Regions from separate parts of the Homo sapiens genome. Here region 1 is linked to region 2. A link is a loop called in an ENCODE intact Hi-C map of the cell type or tissue named here. Cell type or tissue: GM12878. All regions are shown on one strand. Each heading gives the region's core, and the rest is flanking DNA. Links, peaks and the distances in the headings are about the cores only. Region 1 overlaps LOC153910 (a long non-coding RNA gene). Region 2 overlaps HIVEP2 (HIVEP zinc finger 2).

Region 1 (15,632 bases), core at 3,843-11,842, 350 kb before region 2:
AAACTTAAAATAATGCAAAAAAAGAAAAAATAAATTAAATTACATCCATACCTCAAAGAAATGCTAAAATAGAAATTTACTCAAACCAGAGAAAAATTGTGTTAGTGAATTAGAAATGTGAGTTGTTATTTGACTTCTTGAAGACAAGAATTGATTTTAAATTAATTTGCATAGGGTACTAGACATTAGATACAAGGCTTGCCCAGACCATTTTTACATGTGAGGTTCTTGAGAACAAGCAGATAATTATGTTACATCAACTGGATGCTTAAAGTAGAAAAACTCAACAGCTCTGAATTATTCTCACCCAATTTGCACTAACCGTAGGGAGGCAGCATCATGTTGCAGAGAACAGAGCCTAAACTGGGGAATCTGAAAGACACGGATTTAAATTATGGCTTCATTATTTACTAGCTGGATATATTGTTTATTTTGAGGCTCAACTAATCTGTATAATTCACAGACAATTATCTCACAGTTTTTGTAAACAGAAGATAGTATTTGACATTCCTAACATATATTTTAAACACTCAGCAAATATTTATTCTTATTCTTTCACCCCTCAATTATGGTGATGCACTGATCTTTGTCCAAGTGTCCAAAATAGCATATGGAAAGTCCACAGAACAGCATTAACAGTATTAAGGAGTATACTAGATACTTTCACAATTATAGCGACTCTACTTAATACTTCCTTCAGTCTTGTATGACGTATCCCATTTTATAGATGAGTAAGACCAGACTCTGAAGGGCCATATTCAAGAGCTGGACCAGTGTAACCACAAAGCTCTTCTCCCATGCATCTAGTTGCCCTCACTCTCTGTCGAGGCAGCATTTGTTCTATCGGCGGGGGTGTCTGCTCTCTTAGGCAGGAGTATCACAATCCATGCTGTAAAGAGTCCTCCCAGGCTCTGCCCAGGCTAAGAATTCATGTAGGCATCCATGCAATAGATATTTATTTATTGAGCATTTCCTGTATGCCAGGCACTGTCACAAATACTGAAAACTGAATCCCCTGAAGATATTTAAATATACCAGTAGGTTGGGGCCTAAATCTTTAGTTTTCTCATTTCTACTGCTGTTTCCCCAGAGTATAATGATAACTTTGCTGATAACCATGTCCAAACATCACTGTATCCCATGTGACTCTAATGTCCCTGAGTCTTTGTGGATGCCATGTAAAAACAAAATGACTTATTTCATATACCCTTTTGAGAACTACAACTTAGACTGCAAAAAAGAGGTTACCCTTTTCTTTTTTTTATTATACTTTAAGTTCTAGGGTACATGTGAACAATGTGCAGGTTTGTTACATATGTGGACATGTGCCATGTTGGTGTGCTGCACCCATTAACTCGTCATTTACATTAGGTATATCACCTAATGCTATCCCTCCCCCCTCCCCCCACACAACTACAGGCCCCAGTGTGTGATGTTCCCCTTCCTGTGTCCATGTGTTCTCATTGTTCAATTCCTGCCTATGAGTGAGAACATGCGGTGTTTGGTTTTTTGTCCTTGCAATAGTTTGCTGAGAATGATGATTTCCAGCTTCATCCATGTCCCTACAAAGGACATGAACTCATCCTTTTTTATGGCTGCATAGTATTCCATGGTGTATATGTGCCACATTTTCTTAATCCAGTCTATCACTGATGGATATTTGGGTTGGTTCCAAGTCTTTGCTATTGTGAATAGTGTTGCAATAAACATACATGTGTATGTGTCTTTATAGCAGCATGCTTTATAATCCTTTGGGTATATACCCAGTAATGGGATGGCTGGGTCAAATGGTATTTCTAGTTCTAGATCCTTGAGGAATCACCACAGTGTCTTCCACAATGGTTGAACTAGTTTACACTCCCACCAACAGTGTAAAAGTGTTCCTATTTCTCCACATCCTCTCCAGCACCTGTTGTTTCCAGACTTTTTAATGATTGCCATTCTAACTGGTGTGAAATGGTATCTCATTGTGGTTTTGATATGCATTTCTCTGATGGCCAGTGATGATGAGCATTTTTTCATGTGTCTGTTGGCTGCATAAATGTCTTCTTTTGAGAAGTGTCTGTTCATATCCTTCACCCACTTTTTGATGGGGTTGTTTGTTTTTTTCTTGTAAATTTGTTTGAGTTCTTTGTAGATTCTGGATATTAGCCCTTTGTCAGATGAGTAGGTTGCGAAAATTTTCTCCCATATTGTAGGTTGCCTGTTCACTCTGATGGTAGTTTCTTTTGCTGTGCAGAAGCTCTTTAGTTTAATTAGATCCCATTTGTCAATTTTGGCTTTTGTTCCCATTGCATTTAGTGTTTTAAACATGAAGTCCTTGCCCATGAGTTTACCCTTTTCTACAGTCAGGTAAGTGCTGAGTGAAAATTGCTTGGATGATGGGCTTAATGTAAAGTGGTGAGTTCAATGTGTAAGTGTTTCTCATTGCTGCATGTGCACCATTTCATGCATGAAGAACATGAGAAATGAATGACATCAAACAGGAATAAAATACTGCAAAGTACCTTATTTTTCACTATCAAGCTGAAACACCAATAGTGTGGCAGAGAATTTCAGTAAGCAACTACCAGAGGGGCTCCTCATAACACAAAAAGTCAGCAGAAGTACCGCTCTTGGTATCTTCCTTTGGTATAAGAGTTATCAGTCAGGAGCACTTCTGACACTCTCTTGAAATTCCAAGCTGCTCTCAGAGACATGGGGGAGGGAGGTTCTTAGGATTATAATTTTAGAGTCAGCCAAAGCTACTTTGGGAAGCAGCTTCCAGTGTGAAGACTTTTTGGCCAAATAGAACATCCCAAACCTTTTCCACCTTCATAGGAATTGCAGCAGTACCCTAAAGTTCCAGGGTTTCTTATGGCTCATTCAAACCACACTACCTCAAAGCAGCACTCTTCTCTCTTGCTGATGGAAATGAGTTTTCTTGGTGGCTATTCAATCCTGATCAACACTTTGGGCATTGTGGGATAAACTTCTGCCCAGCAACCCAACATGCCCACCAACCTAGAAGTGTATATTGGGGAGCAGGAAGACCATGGGCAATGGAGAGAACCCCTACTATTCACTCAAAACATTCAGTGAGCAGGATTCTTTCATCTCAGGCTAGGAAGCATGCTTCATCAGTTATCTCATCATCCTTTTTACTTTATGATGCTTAAAGTATTGACCTCTTTGTTCCAAATTCTATTCCTGAAAGCTCTCCAACATGGTACATAATTTCTTCCATTTGTTGGGTGAGTGTGCATCACATAAACCCACATATGCAACTGTGGGAAATGAAGAGGAAAATGATGTCACAAAGCAAAGGAAATAAGGCTGCTGCAAACCACAAGTCAATACAGAAGCATCAGCTAACCATTTACAACCAATCATTAGTTTTTGTGTGCAGGTGGAACAGATAAGATATGGAAAAGATAGAGAGTTCTCTTCCTGTCTATGAATCAACTTACCTTGGTCAAGATTTCTTTTGGGAGGAAAAAGAATTTTTTTTAATGGGCAAGAACCTCTTTCTGTTTAATTTTCTTTAGGCAGTCTCTACGTGACTCTTCATAAAATCACAAATAATGTTTACCATTGCTCATACAGATGACAACACAAGCTTTCTCAAATACCTAAGAGTTATTCAGAAAGGTTTCTGATACAGTTGAAATGTGCCGTCTTAGTCTGTTCAGGCTGCCATACCAAAATACCATAGACTGGGTGGGTTTTAAACAACAGAAATTTATTTCTCACGGTACTGGAGGCTGCAAAGTCCAAGATCAAGGCCCCAGCAGATTTGGTGTCTGGTGAGAGCCTGCTTCCTCATAGACAGCTGTCTTCTCCCTCTATTCTCACAGGGAAGAGGGATCTCTCTGGGTTTTTGTTTTTGGTGTTTTTTTTTTGTTTTTTTGTTTTTTTGTTTTTTTTTTTTTGAGATGGAGTCTTGCTTTGTCACCCAGGCTGGAGTGCAGTGGCGTGATCTCAATTCACTACAACCTGCATTTCCCAGGTTCAAACGATTTTCCTATCTCAGCCTCCTGAGTAGCTGGGATTACAGGCATATGCCACCATGCTCGGTTAATTTTTGTATTTTCAGTAGAGACGGGGTTTCACCATGTTGGCCAGAGTGGTCTCAAACTCCTGACCGCAAGAGACCCACCCGCCTCATCCTCCCAAAGTGCTGGGCTTATAGGTGTGAGCCACCGGCCCGGCCTCTGAGGTCTCTTTTATAAGAACACTAACCTCATTTACGAGGGTTCCACCCCCATGATTAGATCTGCCCCATAATCTAATCACCTCCCAAAGGCCAGACGTCCTGATACCATAACCTTGGTGGGCATGAAGATTTTACCATATGAATTTGGGAAGGGGTACAAATATTCAGATTATAGCATGTGCTGTGCTGATTCTGCATTTGATGGATCTGTGGAGTTGATGAGGGGGAGTGGATGTGGAGTGAGAAGGACATGGGGCAGTGGCTCCTCGACACACATGCATACATGCACACACATGCACACTCACACTCCCATCAGCCCCCAGAGGTGTAGTCAGGAATCTTTCAGGGTCTTCTGAGCAGTCTCACACTTGGGACACCAACTAAAAAGTGTCTTGGTGGAAAAAGAGGAAGTCAGTGGGGTAACATTTTCCCGTGGACATACATGTCTTTCTCATTATGTCACTGTCACGGCCCTGAAACTTATCTTAGATGCTACCATTGCAGGCATTTTAATTTTTAATAATCTGTCGTATTTGGCAGCAGCAAGGATAACATGTTGACAAAGAAAGGACTGACTGCATAGTCTCTAATCAACTATTTGGATCACAAAGTAATTATGCAGAAATAAACCCCGGAATGGCCTGGCACAGTGGCTCAAGCCTGTAATCCCAGTACTTCAGGAGGCCGAGGTGGGTGGATCACCTGAGGTCAGGAGTTTGAGACCAGCCTGGCCAACATGGTGAAACCCCATCTCTACTAAAAATACAAAAAATTAGCCAGACGTGGTGGTGGGCACCTGTAACCCCACCTACTCAGGAGGTTGAGGCAGGAGAATCACTTGAACTGGGGAGGTGGAGGTTGCAGTGAGCCAAGATTTTACCATTGCACTCCAGCCTGGGCAACAAGAGCAAAACTCCATCTCCAAAAAAAAAAAAGAAAAGAAAAGATAAATAAATGAATAAATAAATAAACCCCAGGAAACTGGGGAACAACCTAGACGGCAAACACAGTAATGAGAGGTGGAGTGGAGAAACCTAAGGAAGCCACAGATGTACTGTTGAGCTGCCTTGGGTTTGGGGAATTGCAGCCTCCTGGGGGGATGCATAACTCGCTTTTCCTGAAAAACAGCTGGTAACTGCTGTCTCGCCTGCAGGTCGCTCTTGCTATTTTGCCAATCCAGGTATTTCTTTTGGATATTCAGGGGTCTTGCTAATATTTTATATCTGTCCTCTTCCCTTTGGTAATGCTCCCTGCTCTGATCTGATGGAAAACCCTCAGTGAAGATCTGCTCCTGAAGTTCATAGGTTCCTCACCCAGGTCCTCCATTCAAAAACTGGCCAAGGCTCCCAAGGCTTTCTAGGCTTATGGATATTCCTCAAAATTGACACAACACATGCAAAAATGTGCCTACAATGATCTCCTCTACAGGGAGCTCAAGACTTCATTTCTGTCAGGACATTTGGAGAATGGCGGGCTTGATTAAGAATGTGTACAGGGCCAGGTATGGTGGCTCACACCTGTAATCCCAGCACTTTGAGAAGACTAGGCAGGCAGATGGCTTGAGCCCAGGAGTTCAAGATCAGCCTTGGCAACATGGTGAAACCCCCCCTCTACAAAAGAATACAAAAAAGTAAGCCAGGTGTAGTGGCACATGCCTGTAGTCCCAGTTATTCGGGAGGCTGAGATAAAAGGATTGCTTGAGCCTGGGAGGTCGAGGAATCAGTGAGCCATGATTGGGCCACTGCACTCCAGCCTAGGTGACAGAGCAAGACCCTGCCTGAAAAAATAAAATAAAATAAAAGATAAAATAAAATAAAATAAAATAAAATAAAATAAAGAAGATACACAGAAGGGCACATGATGAGGGGACTTAGGAGTGGGTTCTGCAGTGGAAGTGCCCGTGCAACCTTGGATAAATTACTCAAGTCCTTTAAGCTTGGTTTCCTTATTCACAAAATAAGAATCAGAAAATCTATCCTCTTGGATTTCTATATCCTGGTAATTCTGCTTTTCTGGTGAAATACTGATCGATACAATTCCTTATGGGGAGTTGACTTCCCTCACTGAAGTGGGGGGCAGGGTGTCCATTTCCCATGACCCCTTAATTCTCAAACTCGAAGTGTCCTATTCCTTGAGCCATCCCTGGCCACAGGAGCAGAACCTCATGAAGGTGAGTCAGTCGGTCACCTCCCAGTCCCCAGCAGCAGTGATGGACTGAGGGCTGTGCACATTCGCTAAGTTGATCTAGTCAGGGGAATGTCCAGGTCTCTTACTAGATAACATGAGTAAGAGCACACATGGCTCTAGGAGTTCCCCGCAGCCATCTCACTAGCTTGGGTGAAGTTAGTCTGCAGACTGTTGACAACAAATATTTTTGTGTTGTAAAATACTTGAAGAGATTTATTCTGAGCCAAATATAAGTGACCATGTCCCATGACACAGGCCTCAGGAGGTCCTGAGAACATGTGGCCAAGGTGGTCTGGGTGCAGCTTGGTTTTAGGGAGGCATGAGACATCAATCAAATACATTTAAGAAATACATTGGTTTGGTCCAGAAAGGCCAAAGTGGGGGTGGAGCTTTCCAGCTTGTAAGTCGATTTTAAAAAGTGGGGAGTTTCCAGTTTATAGGTAGATTTAAATTTTTTCTGATTGACAATACGTTTATTTATCTAAAGATCTGGGATCAGTAGAAATGAGTGTCTGGGTTAAGATAAAGGATTGTGGAGACCAGAGTTCTTATCTGCAAAGGAAGCCTTCAGGTAGTAGGCTTCAGAAAGAATAAGTTGTAAAATGACTCTTATCACACTTGAATTCCATGTTGATATTAATGCCAGAGAGGTATAACGAGGCATGACCACCCCTACTTCCCATCATGGCCTGAGCTAGTCTTGCAGGTTAAATTTTAAGAGTGCCTTGGCTGAGGACGAAGTCCATTCAGATGGTTGGGGGAACTTAGAATTTTATTTTTGGTATACAGGACAAAGCAGACAGGAGGAGTAAGGCAGAACCAACAGCGGAGAAACACAGTTGCCGCTTTAATGATGGTGTGGGCCTCTGGAACCTGAATCCCCACTTGGCTTTCACTTTAAATGATCTCTTTCTTTAAGAAAAAAGGAGAAAAAAAAAAAAAAGGCCCAGCGCTGTGGCTCACACCTGTAATCCCAGCATTTTGGGAGGCCAAAGCAGGCTGATCACTTGAGGTCAGGAGTACGAGACAGCATGGCCAACCTGGCGCAACCCCGTCTCTACTAAAAATACAAAAATTAGCTGGGCATGGTGGCAGGCGCCTGTAGTCCCAGCTACTCAGGAGTCTGAGGCAGGAGCATCGCTTGAACCCTGGAGGTGGAGGCTCCAGTGAGCCGAGATCACACCACTGCACTCCAGCCTGGGCGACAGAGCAAGTCCCTGTCAAAAAAAAAAGGAAAAGGAAAAGAAAGTTGAATTTTCTGCAATAGGAAGCATTGCCAATGCGCTCATTCCCAGTGGGACTCAGTCCTCTGGGAGTAAACACATAGCTCAGTACCTGATGCTGTGATGGACCCAGGTCCTCACCAGAGACATCTGGTGTCCTTTTAGATGGGTTGGGAGGGGCCATGAAGGAAGGACAAAGATTCTACCAAAGAGGAAAAGATGTTCTGTCTTTTTTTTGAGAGTCCGGCTATGTCTACCATAACAGACCTGGAGGGCATCTTTCCCAGCTTTGTTGGGAGACCTTATAGGAGATAAAGTCTACGAATATACAAATTATAACAAAGACCTGAGATAAGGAAAAAGACACAATTGCCCATTTACATCCTCTGAGCATCTGCATCTGGTCCTATCTCAGATCCCACCTTTGCATCTTCAAAATTCCTAAGCAAAAGATTCTCATTTTTGCTTTAATTAGCTGGAGTTACGTTTCTATCAATTCCAACTTAAAGAGTTCTGATGAACGTGTATCCTTTTCCAGATGGCTTTGTTTAAATGCAAATATATCCCGTAAGATGACTAACATGAGTCCAGGGGTACAGGGACTTGATGACAGAGGTGGCGCAACTGTGCTCCCTGGGACAGCCTCTAGGCGGCGGCCAAATGCATGTGTCTGCAGGCCCCACCCCCACCCCATGCTAAGCAGCTCTACTTCTCTCTCTTCTGTTGTATGGACTGGGCTTCTGCATGAACAGCTGTTTGAAGAAAGGAGTCCACGGTTAAAAGTATTTGAAAACCACTGGCTTGTCAGATTTAACAGAAGAGAGCAGGGCAGGAAGGCAATGGGATGTAGAGAAGTCTTGTTTTCCAAGGCCTAGAAGAACTCTGCGAGAGAGGTCTGGAAAAGATCATGCAGTGCTAGAAATGAACACGAGAGGGCAGCCTAGAGACACTGGCAGCCTTGGCCCTAGTCCCAAAAAGGGAAATTTTCCTCTTTCCAGATGTGACCAACCCCTGGCTTAGACTGCCTGCCTCAGTCATGTTTTTCTTAATTTCATTATTAAGTATTAGTCCTCACTCCCTATCGTGACTGTCTGAATTCAACTATAGTGAGAACAGATACCAGAACATTTTCTGTTGCCGTTGCTGCTAGTCATTATGCCTCTTGGACATTTTGCATAATAGGTCAACTTTCCATGGATGTGTGTTTTGTTTGTTTGTTTGTTTTGTCCTATTTTTATGAAAATGATCATTGTGGAGAGAGACGGGTTATACCTCTGTACCTGTAAGTTGCTCTTTCCAATTTATCCACCAGACTCCGTGTGCTTGCTAAGCCCATCTCCCGCTAGGACCCGTATTAAACGATTAACCACCCTGGGTTTCCTAATAATGGGGAACACAAATTGATCTCTCAGCTGTTTTAACCTAAGATCCAAATACCCACGCTGACTCCAAGGTTTTTGACTTCCTATAAATCCAGGCAACTTTTTTTCCTGGATGTTCTCCACAGCCTTGGAAACTAGAATTCAGCTGGAATGGTTTCTACATAAGTGAATAAAAGTCTGTGAGGTGAACACTAAACTCCCAGTCACCTGGCTCTCCCTGTGTCACAAGGTCTTCTCGCAGAACAAACATTCCTGATCCAACTATTGACAGGAGTACAAGGCTCTCTTCGTTTCCCTTGGCTCCCCAAATCTCCATTAATCATTTCCTCACTGAGACCATTTGCTGAAATGCTCTGTAGCTTCAAAGTTGAATCTATTCTTGCTTCTTAATAGGCCATCTTATTATCTGGCTTTCTTTTCAAAAGCTCTTTATGTTCCTTCTTCTCAAAATCATTTGCACTTTGCCAAATGATACTATTTTGAATAACAGTAAGAGCATTCTAGAAGTAAATTGTGATCTAAAACTGGCTTCATCAAAATAAAACAGATTAAAAACTGTAAATGGGCCTAATTCAAAGGGACCTGAGCCAAGGAGGAGAGGCAAAAGTCAGCTAAACTTCTAGACTGAATTTAAGGAGGACCACCTGCTTCAGTATCACTTGGATTACTGGTTAAAAATGCAAAGTTCTGCACCCAATATCTAACTTTCTAAATCTCTAGCAGTCATCTAGACATGTGCATTTTAAACACCCTCTTCGGGGCAGTGATGCACATTGAAGTTTGAGAGCCTCTGCCCCATAAATAAAATAAACCTATTTTATTTATATGGCCTTTTTCTCAGCCGGATACATCTCCTCACCTTGGAGGCCAAAAACAAGACTTTGAACACTTGTTAGCCTAATACTGCTCCATGACCACAGACTGTGTCCTAGCTGTTCAGAAATCCTATTCAAAAGCCACAAGGGGGACCAAGCAAGAGGGTATGGATGATACATTAACTCAAATCCATCTCTACTATTGAAACGACCATGCCGGAAATATCCCTTCCTGATCATAAGGCACTGGTATCATGAGAAATATCACATCAGTGGATATGCAGGTCAGCATTGCACTATGTGTATAGGGGAGTCTAGAGAGCACCTCTTTCCATTCTTGTAGATTCCAACCAAATTATTCCTCCCTGTAAATTTCTCTGTTCCCAGCATCATTTCAATCTCTTCCCACATCATTATTTTATCCTTAGATACCTGATTTAGATTCATGTATCTATCACTAAATACAGTAGAGGTGCTCTTGAAGAAGTTTATGAAAAGATGGGTTTTTGTGCTTTGTTTTTTGGGAGGTTTTTACTTTCTTTGTATAAATCAAATCAAATTGTTGAATATGTCTTTGCTCATGATTCTATGAAATTTTGAGTTCATAAAGAAAATAAAATTTATCACCAGCAGATAACCTGCATAGCACACAGGACTTTGTTGAAGGGTATTTATTCAGTACAGCCCAGTGAGAGGACTCTTGGTCAGTGGAACTATAAATGCGTTATCCACAGGCAAGGCTATTCCTCTTTCAGTTGAAGGACTCTTTATGAGATCATCTGAATTCCTTTTTAAATTAAGCTCCATGCTCACCAAAGAAACATTCTGATTATGATCTTGCTCCTTACATAACTTAGCAACAGGGAGGAAATGCTGTGAGTTTGCCTCCTGCCTTCTGGAGAAACCTTTTATCTTCATTTCTAGCCAACCACATTATAGTCTTCCTTTGGTTCAGAAAATCTTCCATGGTTTCTTTAATAAAAGTAACATGTAACACTAAATAAAACTTACTTTTTCTGAGCTATGGCTTTAGTTCTCTTTTCTGAGAGTCTGCTTCTGACTCATCAATGGGTATGAATTAGAGTGGCAGAGGGAAAGAGCTAAAGACTGATCAAACCTCCAACCTTACATTTCCCTGAAATTCACAGAAGATGCATAATGAGCTATCACCTTACATATTTTTCACAACTGCTTTTACTCAGAAGTACCAAAATGCAAAGAACTCCTTCTTTCTTACAGGCTGCAGAGCCTCAGAGACCAAATAAACTGTGAGCATTTGAATGACAACTGAAACCTCTTGTGTGCATTTTTATTTATCTAACTCAAGATTTGCTAGAGTTCAAGCAACTATTTAAAGTTCAAAAACCTATGATTAATGTTTAAGTTGCTGATGAGATATTTTTCAGATCCTGATCATTGCTGAGCAATGGCATAACATTAAATGCTGGAGCAGCAAGATTTTACTTTCCAAAGGACTGAGCTTACAGAACATGAGAGGGAGGCAGGAAGAGGGAAAGGGTGGAGGAGTCTGAGGCAGCTGAATGATAAGCAAAGAACTCTTTTGTTCTTTTCACACTACGGAATCAAAGCCATTTCAGTTCACTTCCCACACCTGAGATGTTTGTCACTAAGCCATTTCCTTCTCTCTGAAGTGGGTTTAGACAGTCATTTTGCTGTTGTGAAATTCACATCCCTCTTTTCCCAAACCACATCCATGCCTTTCTCAGTTCACCCTCCCCAGAAACACCTACTCTCAGGCAGGATTGGCAGTTTGCAAGTTTAGAGTCTCATAGAAGAGATAGATGACAAATAAAGCTAGAAAAAAAAACTCTTTTCAAGGAAATTGTAAGACCTCTTGAAATACAAAACCTATTTTTCCAGGTTTCTGATTTTAGCCAGTATGAAGATCAATGGAAGCAAACTGCATTACAATAAATGTTGTCAGTCCCACTGATATTCCTTGAAACTGTATGTTCATGGAAGCCCACAGTCTGGCCTTGTTTCAGTGGGATGCTTACCTGAAGTTCACCTCACTACATTCCAGTTACTGAAGCACATGACAAGTTGTGACTTGTGCATAGTTTTCCCCTGAGTTTTGAAAAGTAGAAAGCTGTTATTTAGCTTTGTGGTTTGTTGGGGTTTAAATTTCTGTTGCTATTGCAGCTGTCTTAGCAGTGCAAATCCCAAAGCAAAGAATGATGTGAAAAATTTTGCTCATTTTGAAAGTGTTAGAGAATTTTTTTTAACTTTGACTCCTTGAATTCTCCAGGAAATGATGTCAATCAGTTTAAACAAACAGCACTTTCCACAGAGCTCCCAGGCAAAGTCACATGGTGTTCTGTGTGCTTGGAGCTCACCAGGTTGGTATTATGAGAGGGGACAAGTCAATTGGTAAGTTATAGCAAGGAGGAAAGTTTGAAAAACTTGGAGGATGGATGAGTTCCTGAGTGATTACCTAATTCATTCTCTTGACCACAAACAGTTCTATTGATGAACCTTTCCCAAGAGATGGCTTTCTATTGTGTTTTCAAATATTTTTAGAGGGGAAGCTCTGCTCTGCAGGTTAGATAAAATGGGTAAACTGTCAACTCTAAGGTGGGCTGTAAGTAGGACTAAAGACATCTGCTTCTTGTCTGTGGCAAAATCCTAGATTTGGATAGATCAAATTTGGATAGATCACATGCAAGAATATATAAACAAACAAACCTTTAGAGAAACAACACTGAACTAGAAGGGAATGTAAACCTATTTCCAAAGATTCTGAGAAAAATCTTGTATTTGAAAAATAACTTTAAATCAGAAAGAAAAAATTTATGATGACATTTTCTTAATGTCATTAAAGGAAGCAGGACTACATGGCAACTATGAAAAAAGAGCATAAAATTACAGGGAGAAAATTCATTAAGATGAAGACAGAGATAAAGAAAGAAGCATTCTTAAATTTAAAATGTAAAAAGTTCTGTAATCATACAGAATTGAAATGAATATGTGAATTGGAGGCATTAATGAATAGAATTGACAATGCATAAAATGAATTGGTCCTGTGGAATAGTAACTTAAATATCTCCCAGAGCGTCAAGTAAAACATAAAAGAGTTCAAATTGCCAAGAGTGAAGATGATTGATGATCAACATGGGTAGCCAAGGAAAGAAAATCATAAAATAATAGATGTTCCAGAAAAAAGATATGTGACTGATGAGAATAAAACAGAAACTAAAGATTCAATAAAACGAGATAAATATTAAGAAAGATCAAAAAGGAGTAGCATAAAACAAAATAGCAGAAGAAAAAGCAGGTAAATTAGTTAAGACAATAATGAAAGTAAACAGGAAAAAATTTGTTTCCAAAGGGCAAATACCCAGAGTAAACATAAAACTACCTGGGCTATCAGACTCCTAATATATAAATCAAAAGGACAAAGAAACATCAAATCTAAAAGAATAAAGAGTATTAGACAAATGGTAAAGATAAAAGAAACTATGCTTATGGCATTTCTAGCCAGAGAAAGTAAAGTTATAATTACAATGAGAAACAGAATATTTTCATAAATTGATGAAAATTATGATTATCAGAGACATTTGAACCAGAGCAACTCCATCTTGAATAGGGGCTAGATAAAATAAGGCTGAGACCTACTGGGCTGAATTCCCAGAAGGCTAAGGCATTCTTAGTCATAGGATGAGATAGGAGGTCAGCATGAGATACAGGTAATAAAGACCTTGCTGATAAAACAGGTTGCAGTAAAGAAGCTAGATAAAACTCTGCCAAACCAAGACGGCAATGAGAGTGACTTCTGTTCGTCCTCACTGCTACACTCCCACCAGCACCATGACAGCTTACAAATACCATGGCAACATCAGGAAGTTACCCTATACGGTTTAAAAAGGGGAGACATGAACAATTCACTCCTTGTTTAGCATATAACCAAGAAATAACCACAAAAATGGATAACTCCAGAGGCTGTTCTGCCTATAGAGTAGGCATTCTTTTATTCCTTTACTTTCCTAATAAACTTGCCTTCACTTTACTCTATGGACTCGCCTCAAATTCTTTCTTGGGCGAGATCCAAGAACCCTCTCTTGGGATCTGGATTTGGACCCTGTTCCGGTAACATCTTTCTGGTGACCATGAAGGGACTATACTGAGGAGACCCCTAACCCAAAGGAAATAGACTGCAGTACTGATTGGCTGACTTTGGATAAATGGTCCGGTACCCAGATAAGGGATGAGATTGAGTTAGGGGCCCAACTTAGGGGAGTTAGAGCCTCTCCTAAGATGGAGAGGGTTAAAGGTCCCTCTTTATAAAAGGCAAGAACACTTGAATGAACTTGGATTAGAGTCAAAACTTAGGAAGTTTAGAGCCCTTCCTAAGATTTGGGGGGTTAGAGGCCCCTCTCAGTAAAGTCCCTGTAAGCTAAAAGTGAGTCTGGCACTATGGGATGTTAACCACAATTCTCTTTGGTTGAATCTGTCTTGCACTCTTTGCTTATGGCTATGAGTGACAGAATTAGGCATATATAGGATCATGGGACATGGGGAGCTTTTTCCTCCTCAGAAGGGGAAACTTGAGAGCTCATGGGACTGCTGGGAAAGATCCCTTCATGATTGACAAATGGCCACTTGAACTTTTGATTCAGCGTTGCTGGGATGGGTGGATGTTCCTCTGGCCTCCCTGCACATTTCACCTTCCCCACCCTGCTGCAGACAATGCTTTTCTTTCTCTCTTTCTTTCTGATATGGTTTGGCTCTGTGTTCCCACCCAAATCTCACCTTGAATTGTGATAATCCCTATGTGTCAAGGGTGGGAACAGGTGATCATTGAATCATGGGGGCGGTTCCCCCATACTGTTGTCATGATAGTGAGTGAGTTCTCATGAAAGCTGATGGTTTTATAAGGGGCTTCTCTTTTGCTCGGCACTCATTTTCTCTCTTGCAGCCCTGTGATGAGGTGCCTAACACCATGATTGTAAGTTTCCTGAGGCCTCCCCAGCCATGCAGAACTGTGAGTCAATTAAATGTCTTTTTTAAATAAATTACCCAGTTTTGGATATTTCTTCATAGCAGTGCAAGAAGGGACTAATATAGTAAATTGGTACCAGGAGTAGGGTAATAGTATAATGATACTTAAAAATGTGGAAGCAACTTTGGAACTGGGTAACAGGCAGAGGTTGGAACAGTTTGGAGGGCTCAGAATAAAACTGGGAAATGTGGGAAAGTTTGAAACTTCCTAGAAACTTGTTGAATGGCTTTGACCAAAATGCTGATAGTGATAGGGACAATGAAGTCCAGACTGAGGTGGTTTCAGATGGAGGTGAGGAACTTGTTGGAAACTGGAGTAAAGGTCACTCGTGCTATGCTTTAGCAAAGACACTGGTAAGATTTTGCTCCTGCCCTAGAGATGAACTTGAGAGAGATGATTTAGGGTATCTGGCAGAAGAAATTTCTAAGCAGCAAAGCATTCAAGAGAGAGCAGAGCATAAAAGTTTGGAAATTTTGCAGGATGATGATGTAATAGAAAAGAAAAACCCATTTTCTGAGGAGACATTCAAGCTGGCCACAGAAATTTGCATAAGTAACGAGGAGATGAATGTTAATAACCAAGACAATAGGGAAAATGTCTCCACGGCATGTCAGAGACCTTCATGGCAGACCTCTCATCACAGACACAGAGGCCTAGGAGGGAAAAATAGTTTCCTGGGCTGGGCCCCAAAACCCCCTGCTTTATGCAGCCTCGGGACATGGTGCCCTGTATTCCAGCTGCTTCAGCTCCAGCTGTGGCTAAAACGGGCCAGGTAAAGCTCAGGTCATTGCTTCAGAGTGTGCAAGCTTC
Region 2 (15,632 bases), core at 3,663-11,662:
AAATGATTTTGAAAGTAAGGATTGTATCAATATCATGATTATAACTATTTCAAGTGTATGAATGTGGGCAAAGATCAAAGAATATACAAGGAAAAATTCTAAAAATCAAGTTGATACATTATAAAAGCCTATAAGATAGTTATGCATCTTTTCTTTATTGGTGATATAATATTGCTTTTGTGATAAATTAAAAACTTGACAAAAACAAATAAATTACAGCAAGCTAGTCAGCTCCAAAATTAAATCTCCCAAATGCATCAACCAGTACCTACCATAAAACAATGACTGTTCCACAGGAGAGTTCACCAATGGCCAGATCTCTGTAACCAAAGCAAGACCTACATCTTACATGAAATGAAACTGTGAATGGTCCGTAGCATATTCATACTCTTTAAGCTATTAATCCATGCCCAAGTGCTTAAAAAGTTTACTATCTAGCATATGATGTTGGAGATTGTTCATTTCTATCCTTGTGATTGTACTACATCCATTATTTCTATGGGAGTTCAGTATACACTACCAAATCACATTGTTTGAATACAGGCAATTCTCAACTTACAACCACCTGACGAAAACCAAAAATAAAACCAGCTGCTGCTTTCCCCGGGTTGTCGCCTTCTAGCACTACCAGTAGTCTTACTGTTACCCCTAGAGAGTCTCAGCTGTTGTGAAGAAATCTAAAACTTTTTAGAGAATTTGGGGGAAGAAAGGGTCAAAGCAATAAAACAGTACCAGATAGTGAATATACACAAAGCACACAAAGCCATTGCTTACCCTGAGTCGTACTCAGTAAAGGTTTGATGAATGAATGAATAAATTTCCTTTTCACCTCTGTAATTTGAGCCCCACTACTTTGCCTCTACCCTACTCCAGCAGCCTGTTAACAAGCCTCCTTTTGGGGCTCTCGATTCATGGAGCTGGAGCTCAAGAAGGGAGTGAAACCCCATAAACAAACAGCTGTGATCAACAGGCTGTCCACTGGGCAATTCAACAGAGAGGACCTGCGCTCAGGACCAATCCAAAAACGTCTGTTCTTGTGACCTCCCCTAGAGCATCGGTATGATGTATACTCCAATTGTACTTTGATGGCCTTAAAGGAGCAGAACCACTTTAAACATATCTAAAGTCTAATAACTTTTCGATTTATTTCACCCCATGTATTTCTAACTAATCTTTCATCTTCTGAAATTTCAAGCCACTCCATTACTCAAAAATCTTCCTCAGCTCTCTCTTACCAACTGAATTACAGAAAATCAAAGAAACTCAAAGTTTGAGAGGTCTGAAAGGACTTTTAGCACAACAACCTAAAGAACAGGGCAAAACAACTTCACTCTTTCATTCAAGTTCCATCACAACATGGTCCAGGCCTTCCTACTTATGATTCTCAGATCCTAACCTTGTATATTTCCCATCTCCTGACTTTCACTCATGCCACCATTTATATCATACTCTATTTGAATGGTGCCCTCACGATTTTACAAAATCCAACTCTTGGGCAGCCATATGTGGTGTTCCTACTTTCACTTGTAACATATGTCCATCTTCCAACCCATCGCTGCTTCTAAAGATGTTAACCAATCCTCAAGGTCCACATTTTCCAGAAAAACCTTTCCTGGTTCATGCAATTGGTCTTTTTCTCTGAACTTTCATTTCATCTGGTTTATGCCTGTTTTTTGCATATTCTGTCTTTTCCAGTAAAATGAGTTAGTCATGCTTGCCATTAACAATATTAGATTGCATTCTCTCTGAGAACATGATGTAGGGTTCACATTTATTTCTATATAGTTTCTAGCCCATTGCCAAAATCAGAACAGGTACTCAAATAATTGTTGGCTGGGACCTTTGATTGGTAAGAAAATACAGATGACTTTGGAACTAGAAAAATTTAAAGGAGTGATTTAGACTGGAATGGACTATAGCAATCAAAGACCAAGAACTAAATTTGGATAACTTGGTGCCTTCAGGTTGACTGGGTTGAGAAGGGTGCTAAGTGGTAGGATGTCACTGTCAAAAACATACTTTTCCCTATTTCAAAATTTTGCCTTAGACCAAATATGTACCTATGGAAAAAGACTTCCTCTCATCTTTTCCTCCACTCTGTAAGATACCACCTCTCAAAAAAAAAAAAAAAAAAAAAAATTCTGAATTCTACACAACGAATTAAAAACACAGTTTTGAAACAAAGTACAAAGGAACCAAGCATAATTTAACCTGTTTTGTAGAATATCAAAAATAACTTTCCTTTTTTAATTAACAATAGTCTATTAAAGGGCAGATTTTAGGGATACAAATCTGAAACACTTGAAGAGCAGGTGTATCATTTTAGAGGTATCTAAACGTTATTGTCTCTACTATATGGAGCCTGTGTGTCTGCCTAACACATAACATGCATTTTCTTAATTAGAATGCATGCTGAAATACCTATTTTAATAAATATATCATGACCCAAGGAAATCATTATGATCTATTAAAGAACAATTAACTATAAAAGCATTAGCTATACAGAAAGAGATAGCTTCAAATTGGTATACACAGATTTCTACTATCTATAGACAAAAATCTATCTGAACATTTTTCAAGACCTTAAAAGATGCTGTGTTTACATAGCAATGGTATAGTATACATTGGCAGATGATTCAAAATATTTTAGTATATATCTACATATATGAGTATTTATAATCTGAAAATTAAATCCCATGATTTTAAGACAATTTAAATATAAACTAGGCAGGGGAGAGTGCAGCAGTGTTAGAGAGGAGGTCACTGAGGAATGAATGAATATATATTAAGCATGTTTAATAAGGCTTTATACACCAACATTTTTTGAGATTACATATATCTAAAATGCAAAAAAACCAACTGCCTCTGTTTTTAATCAGAAATATCTCAGGGTCATTATCATAAACATAGATCACCATAGCAAACCTACTCATTTATTTATTTCCATTTACTAGGAAAATACTTAGGGAGCCTCTTCTATGAGTCAAGTACAACATTAAGTCCTGGAGATAACAGTATCATATGGGGCAGGCATGGTCTCAGCCCTAGTAGAACTTAGATTCTGAGTAGAAAGATCAAAAAATAGCTACTGTAAATTGGGGGAAACACAGTAACAGCTTCTGAAGCTACTGAGATGCTTACATTTGCTTACCCCTGCACTCTTGTTTCCTCCAGTGGCCTATATTTTGATCTTTAAGATCTTGCTTCTGATTTTTATAGTTTATCTATTTCCTTCTTCACTTTCAGGCTGTCAGTGATTACATTTGCAGTCAACATGCCATCCTTTACCAGTGACAATGTTTGACTTCCATATACTGCTCCTAATCTCTAGCCAATCAGATCATCAAGCCTATTAAAACTAAGCCTAAAATAAGGACAAACAAGCTCTGAGTGAAGGCTGAATAGGTATTTTCTACCATTGCAGTTTGATAAAATCATTTCATGCATTATCCGTTTCTTTCTGATGAGATATTTCTATTACCCAACTGACCATGCCACCCATTTAAGAAGATAATTTAAAGAAATGTTTTACCAACAAAATTTCCCACTCTTCTCTCATTCTCTTCTAAAATAAACAAAACAGGCCAGGCATGGTGGCTTGCGCCTGTAATCCCAGCACTTTGGGAGGCTGAGGCAGGCAGATCACGAGGTCAAGAGATTGAGACCATCCTGGCCAACATGGTGAAACCCCATCTCTACTAAAAAACACAAAAATTAGCTGGGTGTGGTGGCGCATGCCTGTAGTCCCAGCTATATGAGAGGCTGAGGCAGGAGAATTGTTTGAACCCGGCAGGCAGAGGTTGCAGTGAGCCAAGATTGTGCCACTGCAATCCAGCCTGGTGACACAGCGAGACTACGTCTCAAAAAATAAAAATAAAGATAAACAAAACAAAACAACAACAACAACAACAAACCTACACTTCTGCTTAGAAGCAAGATCCCTACTGCCAGAAAAGTCTTCTTTAAGTACAGTCCATAGAAATGGTATCTTAATATATAAACCACTGTTTCTCAAAGAGTAGTTCTCAGATCACCGGCAGCAGAATTACCTAATTTACCTCTTAACATTAAGGTTCCCTGTGCCTCACCTCAGACCTAGTGAATCACATGCGTAGAGCATGGGGGCCTGAATTTTTTAACGCTCCTTGAAAGACCATCGTGCATGATACAGCTTGAATCCACTGATCTAAATAACCAAAGAGTACACATTGAAAATGTCAGTCTGAGCCCTAAAGACTCAAGTCCTCTATTTTACTACCAGTCTGCAAAATTTAATGAATGCCACCCTCTGCAATGCACTGGATAAAATTAAGTTTAAAAAGTTCAAGACAATAAAGTTTAAAGGTCACCTCTACCCAGAGAGTTTCCACTTTAATATGGAAGACAAAGCACAAACACATTAAAAAAAAAAAAAAAAAAAAACTTAAAAATAAGCACAAACAACATTTCAGGGGAGCCCAGTGAATAGAGGACAAACGTGCTGAGAGGGGCAGAGCCTAGGACTGAACAGAATACAGTTGGGATTCAGAAAGGAAGAATTCTAAAACAAGTTTGGGGCAGAATTTAAACATAGCAATTTTCAAGTGGGTCTCTAAAAAGGTGTGATGATTGCCATAGGGCATTTAAGATCAAGGAGAAAATATGTATAATCATATCTCTTGGTACCATAGTCAACACAGAAAGAGAAGTGTCCTGCAGGCTTATTAAAAAGATGAGATATTGGTTTGGGAAAACCTCCCTGAAAAGAAGGTTTTATAAACATATATTATCTTTTGAGGCAGACAGAGGAGGTATTGTTATCCCCAGATTTACAGACGAGGAGACTAAGAATCATCTGAGACCCTTTTTTGCAGGGTTCTTATTATAGGACAAAGCTGGTCCTTTCCTTCCATCAGGGACTCTTTGCTCAGCCTGACACTGCTCCCAGGAGAAGGATCATTAATTCACTGTCTCAGAAATGAGACAACAAGCCATTCAAAAACATATTTCTCCCTCTGTCCAGTTCAAGAAACAATCAGGGGAAATGTGTGTGAGTGTTTGTGTGTCTGTGATGCGTATGTGTGCATGATATGTGTGCATGCATGTAGATCTATGCATGAGTGTGTGTGTCGAGGGTATCACTGACTAATTTAACTGACCGCTCATCATTTCATAATTAATGAGTTACTGTATTTTAGTGTCTAATGGATGTTTCAGTGCTAGTACTTATGGCTAATGATACTGAAAAGCAAAAGCCAATCAAAGTCTCTGACTTTGTGATTTGATTTGTGATCAAGATAATTATCTGAAATCTCCATACTGGGTTAGTGACAGCAGGTTTCCTCTGGCTGTGCTATCCAGTATGGTAGGCACTAGCCATATGTGGCTGCTTAGGTTTAAATATAAAATTAGCATTAAATAAAATTTAAAAATTAGTTCCTCAGCTGCACGGCCACATTTCAAGTACCCCAAAGCCACTTGTGTTTAGTGGCTACCATATTGGCCAATGCAGTTCAATTGGAGAGCACTGCTCCAGAGTGTCAGTCTTTCTGAAAAGACAACTTCAGGCCTCAGTGTATACAACCATTGTTATTTACATCTAGTTCCAAACACATGCTAATAACAGTGATCGAACTTTTGTCCCTCCCACTAAGGCTTCTCAAGCCCCTCTAGTAGAATTCATATATTTCTCCTCAGAAATCCCTTCCCCCTTCTCCTCATCACACCTCTCTTCTCGTGGCTGTTTTCATCCTGGCTTGATAGCTACGTGCACATCCATCTCCTCTACAGTCAGCTTCTCAAGGCCAGTGGGTCATGTTCAGTTACCAGTAATGGTCCATGGCCTTTTAGGAACCGCGTCGCACAGCACCAGGTGAGTGGTGGGCAAGCGAGCATTACTGCCTGAGCTCCACCTCCTATCAGAGCAGCGGTAGCATTAGATTCTCATAGGAGCGTGAAACCGACTGTGAACCGCGCATGCGAGGGATCTAGGTTGCATGCTCCTTATGACAATCTAATGTCTGATGATCTGAGGTGGAACTGTTTCATCCGGAAACCATCCACCATCCCCACACCATGGAAAAATTCTCCTCCATGAAACTGGTTCCTGGTGCCAAAAAGGTTGGAGACTGTGAGTTTAAAGAATGGTAAGGTTTTGTGATCATTCCTACGAGGTAGATGCTTAGGTGGAATTATTGCTTGTGCTGCACATTTATAAGGAGAAGAAAAAATCAAATGATTTTAGAAGTGGGTATGAAAATGTACTTAGCAGACATAAATCAGAAAAGCACTGGGCTGTATTGGAGGTATTGTTATCCCCAATTTACAGACGAGGAGACTAAGACTGTCATCAGCCAGCACACAGAGGATGGCCCCTTACCACAGCAGGGAGACAAAACCAGGACTCATGGTGACCTATGGGAACCGAACTGCTTAGCTTAGGATGAGCTTGTCAAAAAGTTGTATCAATTCATTTCTTACTCATGCTGTTACAACATCTTCAAAAACTCAAGCCTTGGGATGCTAATGAGAACTTCTACTTTCACTCTGACGACTTCTGAAACACGAAAAACGTACATTTCCTTCATGCTATCATTTGGATAGTTTCAAAGTACCTGAAGTATGAACAATATCTGATTTTTTCAATAAACCAGTTTGAGGGGGAAAACCCATGGATCAGGGCACACTGGCTGTCCCCATGAAGACAGAAAATACTAAAAAGGATTGAAGAGTTATCACACTGGTACTTCACTGCTCACTGCTTTCTTTTGCCAGCTTCAATGCCATACTTAACTAAGTATCTAATTGCCATACTTAACTAAGTTTCTAGGCACTTTCCCACAAGCCTTGGAAGAAAGAGGTGTCTACAGGGCCACCATAGACCAGAGGAAAGGTAAAACACGGGAAATGAAACCAAGTAACGTGGTGAGAGCACAACTGATGACAATCACAGAGAGCACAGTCGACTGCAGGGGGTGCTGAATGTGGCCTTCAGAGGAAGTGAAACTTAGAACAGGGCCAAAGATGCATCACTTTCCACAAGAAAAGTCACCCACTCTTGCCCCATCCTCACCTCCACGCCATCTCGTGGCTCACCATTGTGGCATTTCTTCATCGTCAACATTCCAGATTGATAAAAAGTAGTAAATTAAAGACTGGCCCAGCAAAGTCCCTGATCAGCCGGATCACCAGCAGCAAGTTGCACGTTTGCACGTGTCTCTCCCACCACAGTGTACCGCAAAACTCAGTCAGGTTAGAGCCCTGAAATATTATCAGGCTCTCAGTATATGAAAAAAAAAAAAGTGCCTGAGATGTGCTTGGAGATTGCAGTCATAGTACTGGGGATGGGCTCTGGCAGCAGCCCCTTGAAGCAGAACCTGAGCTAACACTGCGTATCCGTAGGTAACCGTGGGCAAGCAACTGACCCTTCTTGGTGCCCCCATTTTCTCACATGTCAGCCACAGTTATCATGTGCCATCAAATTTAAGTGGTCTACCAATTCTAAGACATAAGCTTTTTTTTCATATTTTAACATTTTTGAAATCAGAATGTGTCTTACTATGGATGGCATCTTTCAAAAAAAATTGGAATCTTTGTTTTCCTTTCTTAGAGGTACATCAAATGCCATCTTACAACCGATGATACCTTAGAGTCTATGAAATTTGGAGCCTACTTTATAAAGTATCGATAAAGATTAAATTAGTTAATTTAGGTCAAGTATTTAGAATAGCGGTTGGTCTTGAGTAAGCTGCTCAGTAATTATTAGTCACTATTAAATTTATGACTCTGAAAATGGGCAGAGTCATAACAGACAATCAACACATTTTTACTCATAAACTGTGTGTTAAAATGATGGCTGATGCAGAAGTGTTGCAGGGAGAGGTTAAATGACTATTCAAAACCTGATGTATCCCCAGCCCTTGGTGCATAGTAGTTGGTACATAATAAATAATTGTTAACTAAATCAATTGAATGCACAACCCAGCCTTACTCATGCCAAAAGTCTCTTCATCAAACATAAATATCTAATATTCTTTCCATACAAAGGGAAACCAGCAAGAACATGGTTCTTTTATGCTAAGTGACAAAGAGCAGATTCCTACTTTTTGAAGGCTTTGAATATTTTTCCAGATGAAGACTTCATGCAGGTTTTCTTCTCCGGTAATGCCCTTTCTACCTCAACTTTCCACAAATTTAAATCCTGAGCCCCTTCTTTTAAGGCCCAATTCAAATTTCATCTCCTCTAAGAACTGTTTTTCCCCACTATTTCTCCCCCATTTAATCTTCTTTCTATTCCTACTCCTTACATTTACCTCAGCTACCATTAAACACTTAATTTGAACCTCACTGGACACAATAATATTAAAATATTGTGTAAGAATGGGAACTGGGTCATGATTGTCACTGCTTCCCCTGGAGAGCCTTACGCAAGAGGGAAATCTGCTTGAATCCTCTTGTTATGTGTGGAATTGTGGCCCCCCAAAAAGAAACATTGAAGTTCTAACTTCCATACCTCAGAATGCAGCCTTGTTTGGAAATAAGGTCCTTGCAGATGTAATTAGTTAGGATGACATCACACTGTAGTAGGGTGGGCCCCTTATCCAACATGACAGAAATGGCGAACACTACATGAAGACTGAGGCAGAGACTACAGTAATGAGGAGCCCAGGAACAACTAGGATTGCAAACCATGGCCAGAGGCTGGGAGAGAGGCACAGAACAGATTTCCCCTCACAGCCCTCAGAAGAGCTAACCCTGCTGACACCTTGGCTTCACACTTGCAGCCTCCAGAACTGTGAGACAATAGATGTCTTTTGTTTTCAGCCACCCAGCATGTGGGACTTTATCACAGCAGCCCTGGCAAAATCTCTATTGCACCTCTCCTCACATAGATGCTATGACACTGGACTCTCTTTTATTATGGACCTCTAGCCAGCCTTTCTTAATCTTGGTGGCATCACTCCCTTGAATCAGGCCTGTAAAAGTTAGGGTTTCTCCAGAGTTAGCCCCACACTCTCTTTTCGTCTCTGTTCTCTTTACACCCTCTCATCCACTACAACTCAGACACCATCTATACATTAAGGACACCCACTTCCATCTCCAGACCACCCCTTCCTCCAGACTCCTATGATCAACTGACTACTTGGCATCTCCATTTAGATAATTCAAAGCCGCTTTAAACTCAACAAATCCAAAAACAAAAGTCACCACTTTCTTAAACCTGGCTTTCCCCTTAGTGAGCCCCATCCCAATAAATTGTGCCTCTGCCCATTCAGGCATGCAGACCACACACTTAGGACTCATTCTAGGCTACGTCCTCTCCTTCACTCTCTACAGGTACTATCAAGCCCTATCTATTTCTCCTCCTGGAAATCTCTCAAATCTCACCAATCTTTCTCTGGTCTCCACCTCTACCTCTTTAATTCACTGTAGTGGATTAGTCTAGTGTAGTCATCTACTCCCTGGTTTACTGCAGTAATCTCTTGACTAGTTCTAGATCCAATCTTGCCACCCTCCAATTTGTTCACCATGCAAAGCTCAACTACATAGTCCAAGTAAATTTCAAAATGCAAATCTAATCCTTTCATCCCCATGTCTGAACAACTTCTATGGGTTTCCATTCAAGTTGGGATGAAGACCAAAATCCTAAACTGAGTTTATAAGACCCTGTGTGGACCAAGCCCTGTGCAGCTCCCTTGTTCTTGGTGCTCCAGCCACAGCAGTGTTCCTTTACGCCTTTGATTAGAACCATGATCCCACTGATCACAGGTCCTGTGCCCTAGCTGTTCCCTCCACCTGGAGAATCCACCAACCCCTTCACTTATTTAATGCTCCCCATTAGTCAATTTGGGCTCAAGACATCCGTTTCTCAGAAAAATCTTTCCCTGACTTCATCAAAGAGATGAAGCTCTCCTGTTCTCCTCTCTCCTGGCACCTTAAAAGCATAATTTATAATTATAAGAGTAGGAAAGAAGTTATCAACTAATTTATAATTCTACAGCTGTATGATTGTCAGATTAATATGGATTAGGGTCCTCCAATGAGGACTGAAACTCTTTGTTCCTGCTGTATCCCCAGCTCTCAGATCAGCATCCAGCACCTAACAGCTACTCAATAAGTATTTGTTAAATAATCAACAGTAAGCAAATATCCTTTACATATTGAAAGAAACTACTGTTTTAATTGTATACCATATTATGATGGAAATTATTTCTCTAGAAAGATACATACAGTATTTAATTTTCCTAAGGCTTCTACTGTAGCATAATGGACATACTATAAATGTGACAGGCTGGTTTACTGTATGTTAACTATATTTTAAATGCACTTCTTCTAATATTGTACTGTTAATAATTATGCTGCCATAAGCAATTATTAACTTATGTCACTCATCCAAAATTTCAAAGGTGATTAGTTGATAACTTCTTTGCTACTCTTATTCCAATAGTCCAAAAACAAGTAAATAAAATTTTACTAACAGTTTCGTATGTGATGTACTGTTGGTTTTATCACTAATTCTCTCTTCTCCAGGATCATCAACCTACTTGATATGAAAAACAGAATACATGAATAATGAAAACAAAGGTTATATCACTCCAACCCTATTAAACAATTTTCCTCAAAATTTTCTGAGTGCAGATCTTGGTACAGCTCTGCATAGGGACAGTGACAGCCACCGCAGCAGAAGCAACAGGTATGAATGACATCCACGTGACACTACATGCGCTGCAAGTGGCAACAATTCTGAGTGCATGTGGATTCCAAATAACAAATTTTATTCTCATTAACAGTGATGATAAAAAATATAACACATATTTCTAAATGATGGGAAAACATTAGTATTTCCTAACTTATTTCATTAAATAAGAATCTTATAAACAACTTCCAATCACACATGTACTCAACTACCACCAACCTTGATACAGAGGAGTCCAAAGTAAAGACAGCAAAGCTAATCCATATCCCAAATAATCATATCTGAGTATTAGACACAGAAATTCTGCTCTTATCAGATAAAGAAAGTAGCTTCACACACCTTCTCAAAATCATAATATGCTTCTGTAATTTTTTTTTTTTGAGATAGAGTCTTGCTCTGTTGCCCAGGCTACAGCGCAGTGGAGCAACCTTGGCTCACTGCAAGCTCCGCCTCCTGGGTTCAAGCAGTTCTCCTGCTTCAGCCTCTCGAGTAGCTGGGATTACAGGCATGCACCACCACGCCTGGCTGATTTTTGCATTTTTAGTAGACAGGTTTTGCCATGTTGGCCAGGCTGGTTTCAAACTTCTGACCTCAAGCAATCCACCCACCTTGGCCTCCCAAAGTGCTGGGATTATAGACGTGAGCCATCATGCCCGGAGCGTCTGTAATTTTAACAAGAACAATGTGAGCCATGAAATGAAACTACAACAGTCTCTCTACTTCAGTCTCAATACCTTTTTCCTTAAACCCTTTCCTCTTTGCCTCCCTATTTATTTTTCCCTATTTATTTTATTTACTTTTATTTATTTATCAATAGAGACCGGGTTTCGCCATTTTGGCCAGGCTGGTCTCAAAGTCCTGACCTCAGGTGATCCGCCTGCCTCGGCCTCCCAAAGTGCTGAGATTAAAGGCCTGAGCCATCGCTCACAGCCCTATTTATTTTTTTCTATTAAACGAACTCAAGAGTTAAAATTACAACAGCACCCAGAGAGTTGCCACGAATGTGGATGCGGCATTCTTCTAGCTGCATCCTCCTGGGTCTTCCACCCTAAAGCTTTAACAGACCGCGTGCCTCCTAACGACAGCATCTGGATGTTCTGCCCTGGCTTTGCGACGCTGCAGGCCTGTGGCTGTTTCAGAATTGTCTCCCCAAGATTCATGCCCATGAGATCATGCCAAGCTGACCTCTTCAGAACGTGATACCCTGAAGCACAGCTGTAAAAATAGAGCACTCCATAACAACTTCTTATTCACCAATAAAAAACATAATGTTCTTTCACTTTTAGGGAATTAACATGTTCATGTAATTTTTTGAAGACAAGGTGAAATAAATGAAGAAAAGAGCCTTAAGTTATATAAATGTATTTTCTCATGACAAAACAATGTAAAAACAAACACAGGTTCCAGTAATTTAGAAAAAGTGATGTCATAAAAGCCATGTAACCAAGTCTGAAGTCTCAAATCATTCCCACTATAATTTTTTAAATATTAACACCTGTAGTTAACACATTCATGTTTCTTTATAATACATAATTCCCTACCTATTATTTTACTTTTAAGTCATGCAATTTAGATTGTTTTATTCTTAAAATACATTCCTCTGCTTTGATTTTTATGTCTTTATTAACTTCAAGTTACCCATCTGTCCATTTCTCTACCAAATTTAATGACATTTTCATTTACTCACACTGGCTTTCTTAATTCCAGTATATTTTCAGTGTGTTCTTATTTTACAGTTACAAAAACACAAGCAGAAAGAAGCCTCAAAAATTATACAGACCTTTGAGGCAAGTCACCTCAACTTTCTTTTTTAATGAAACAGATTGAAATGAAAGTAAAATTAGAAAACAATACTGTTAAATGCCCTTTATGTGAAATATACAAAATATTCTCTGCTCTCTTCCTGATAGTTGTTTTCTTCGCCAGTTTCAGAGCTTTATAGTTTAATATTGACTCATAATTGTGCTTTAAAAATTAAAAAGCAAATCCTATTATATTCTTATTGGATAGGTAAGGAATGTATTTTACCAGCTGCAGCTCACATCAGGAACCGTCTATAAATGTCTTCTATGCAAATCTAGATCCACAGTAACAGGCTCAAATGCAAGCCATTTTTTTCAGAATCACATTTCTTTTAAGGAAACACATGTCACAATGCAGTTTATAATATGGGTAAGTTTATCATTATTCTACTCAAAGACCCACTTTTATAATTATTCTCTTACTTGCCTTCTACAAATAAAGTCCATGTTCAAACCTATTAAGCTTTGGGAAATAAGATGTAATATACATTATCTATGCAAAAATAATAAAATGGCATTTTAAAATACTGATAAGTTTATTGAGTTAAAAATTGATACCCTGACATGGATCTTACTCTGTTCCTTTCACATTTAGTGTGCTATTCTCTAGTAATGTTAATAAGTTGTAAATAAATGTAAGCAAACTCTACATTGGTCACTGATGTGAAAGAGCAAAGAATTAGTCCTCAAAGGAGGCAGAAATGTTAACCTATTCAAAGGATGTAACAACAGAAGTTGAAAAACACTTTGTTCTGTATAAAAACAGAGCTTCCTAAGTATATTTTTATGTCATTAGACATAAACTCTTTAAAAGTATTTCTACAGTAGGAAAGTTGGTTCTATCAAATTTAATTATTCTGTTCACTGTAAAGACACAATAGTTGGATCTTTCTATAAGCCTAACAAACATTTCCTCTACCACTCATTTTATCTCCAAAGGTAAGAATTACAGTCCCATTTTGTGTAACTGCTACATGAGGTCACAGAGTTATAGCTAAAAAGAAAGTCACAAATGTAAGGATAATATCCCTTCTATCATATTCTGCTACTTATTTGTCACTCAATTATCTTTGTATCTCCGAAGTCCTGGCTTCCAAAGGTTCGGCATGCAGAGCTGACCTTGGTCTAGTCCTCCGTCACATGTGAGTGGCTCACGGCTTCACTTTGAGCCCTACCCATGGTGTCCACTCTTGTACTATCCAGATCACAGGTATGTATTAAAGACCTCCTCTCTGACAACCAAGACCCCATGATTCTTATTGGATAGCAGGAGGGAGAACTCATTTGGAAATTCCCTAATTTCCAGGAAATCAATTCCTGAATACATCCTGTGCTTCAAGAATTTAGAAACTGGGTTATCACATAGGTAACAGAAGAATAAACTTCTCTGAAGAAAATAAAAGGGATGAGGTACCTACCACCAACAAGGAGATAAAAAATTTTATACTCAGATTGACTAGTCTGGATTAAAAATTTATTAATCCAGCTGGGCATGGTAGCTCACGCCTGTAATCCTAGCACTTTGGGAAGCTGAGGCAGGAGGATCACTTGAGCCCAGGAGTTCCAGATCAGCCTAAGCAACATAGGGAGAACCCATTTCTACAAAAAATTTAAAAAATTAGCTGGGAATCGGAGCACATGCCTGTAGTCCCAGCTACTTGGGAGACTGAGGTAGGAGGATCCTGTGAGCCCAGGAGGTAGAGGCTGTAGTGAGCTATTATCATGCCACTGCAATCCACAGTGAGTGACAGAGGGAGATCCTGTCTCAATATACATATATAAATCCATCTCTTTTCCCCAATTTATTCATTCATTCACCCATTCATTCAGCAAAAGTATACAGAGCTACAGTAAGGAAGCAGGTCATGAAAAAGGAAAGTCTGGGATTTGAATTAGGACTGCCGGAGCTTAAATGCAAGCTCCAAAACATACTAGCAGTGTGACAAGATATTTAACTTCTCTGCCCTTCCAATGTTTTCATCTATAAAATAAGAAGACAAACAGCCCTGCCTCAAAAAAATAAAAAGTTTAAAATATGAGGATAGGCTGCGCAAGGTGGCTCATGCCTGCAATCCCAGCACTTTGGGAGGCAGGCAGATTGCTTGAGGCCAGGAGTTCGAGACCAGCCTGGCCAACATGGCGAAACCTGTCTCTATTAAATATACAAAAATTAGCCAGGCGTGGTGGCACACGCCCGTAATCCCAGCTACTGGGGAGGCTGAGGCACGAGAATCGCTTGAACCCAGGAGGCAGAGGTTGCAGTGAGCCGAGATTGTGCCACTGCACTCCAGCCTTGGTCATACAATGAGACTCTTCCTCAAAAGAAAAGAGGATAACACATGTAAAAGGCCTAGAAAAGTGTCTGATGTTCAGTTTTTTTTAATTATCATTATGAACTAAAAATCCCATCAGATTCTGAAGTTACAGTGATAAAATAAGGCTCTATTGCCCTATCCCTACTGAGGATTACAATCTAAGTCAGGCCATGTATTAATCTCAAACCAGTAGTTAATCCTAATCTGAAATAACTAGGGAGAAAAAGGATTGTCAAACTTCTTTTGGAAATCTAGGACTTAATCCTCCTTTAGTCAGAAACTTTGGGATCTAATTTAAATGCCTTCTCCACACTTCCAAAAAATCAAAGCTTAAATAGTCAATCACCCTAAATAGCAAATGACAGATCAAACTACATGCTGGCAATTTCCTAATTATTAATCACTTTTCAGTTCTTATCTTACTTTAACTCTCCATAGCATATGGTATTGATGCTTAAAGTCTCTTTGGGGAAACTCAACTTCGTTGGCGTCTAAGACGTGACCCTTTCTTCATTTCCCTCCTCTCTGTCTAGTCCACATCCTCAGGATCTGGCCTCATCTTACATCTCTATCCCATTTTTCACAATCTCCCACTTGTCCTTTAAACTTCAGCCATACTAAGCTCTTTAAAATTCCCCAAACTCGCTATGCATTCTCAAACTCTCACCAAGCTGCTCTCAGTGTCTATTGATCCTTCCAAAGGCAGCTGAGGGAATGTTCCATTTCACCTCTTCTGCAAGGAGGGTTTAGGGCTCCCTCCAGGCCCTTCTTTTCACCCTCTGCTTCCCCCTACTTTTGCCCTTATTCCAATATCCTAATTCTTGAATTGCAAGTCAGTTC

What was found. Peaks named below come from ENCODE experiments on the same cell type or tissue, not always from the same donor. Only the 100,000 strongest peaks of a DNase experiment are listed, where the experiment ranks them.
Region 1: a loop joins it to region 2, with 3 times the contacts of the local background. A loop is called at or near these places in 2 of 110 quality-filtered maps.

The regions. Positions count from the first base shown.
Region 1 is chr6:142,558,456-142,574,087 of GRCh38, forward strand. All of the region lies in intron 1 of LOC153910 (a long non-coding RNA gene), which reads right to left. Among named protein-coding and RNA genes, the nearest start is that of ADGRG6, 260 kb to the left of the region's middle. In GM12878, for the core only: a CTCF peak has its summit at 8,539 (motif pointing right); a DNase peak (open chromatin) is centred at 8,546.
Region 2 is chr6:142,906,739-142,922,370 of GRCh38, forward strand. The region is part of intron 1 of HIVEP2 (HIVEP zinc finger 2); the gene reads right to left. Among named protein-coding and RNA genes, the nearest start is that of HIVEP2, 31 kb to the right of the region's middle. RefSeq lists enhancers at 599-888, 5,286-6,142, 6,775-6,844, 7,075-7,154, 7,175-7,264. In GM12878, for the core only: a CTCF peak has its summit at 6,965 (motif pointing right); DNase peaks (open chromatin) are centred at 6,543 and 6,903; H3K4me3 peaks cover 992 bases; H3K27ac peaks cover 3,011 bases.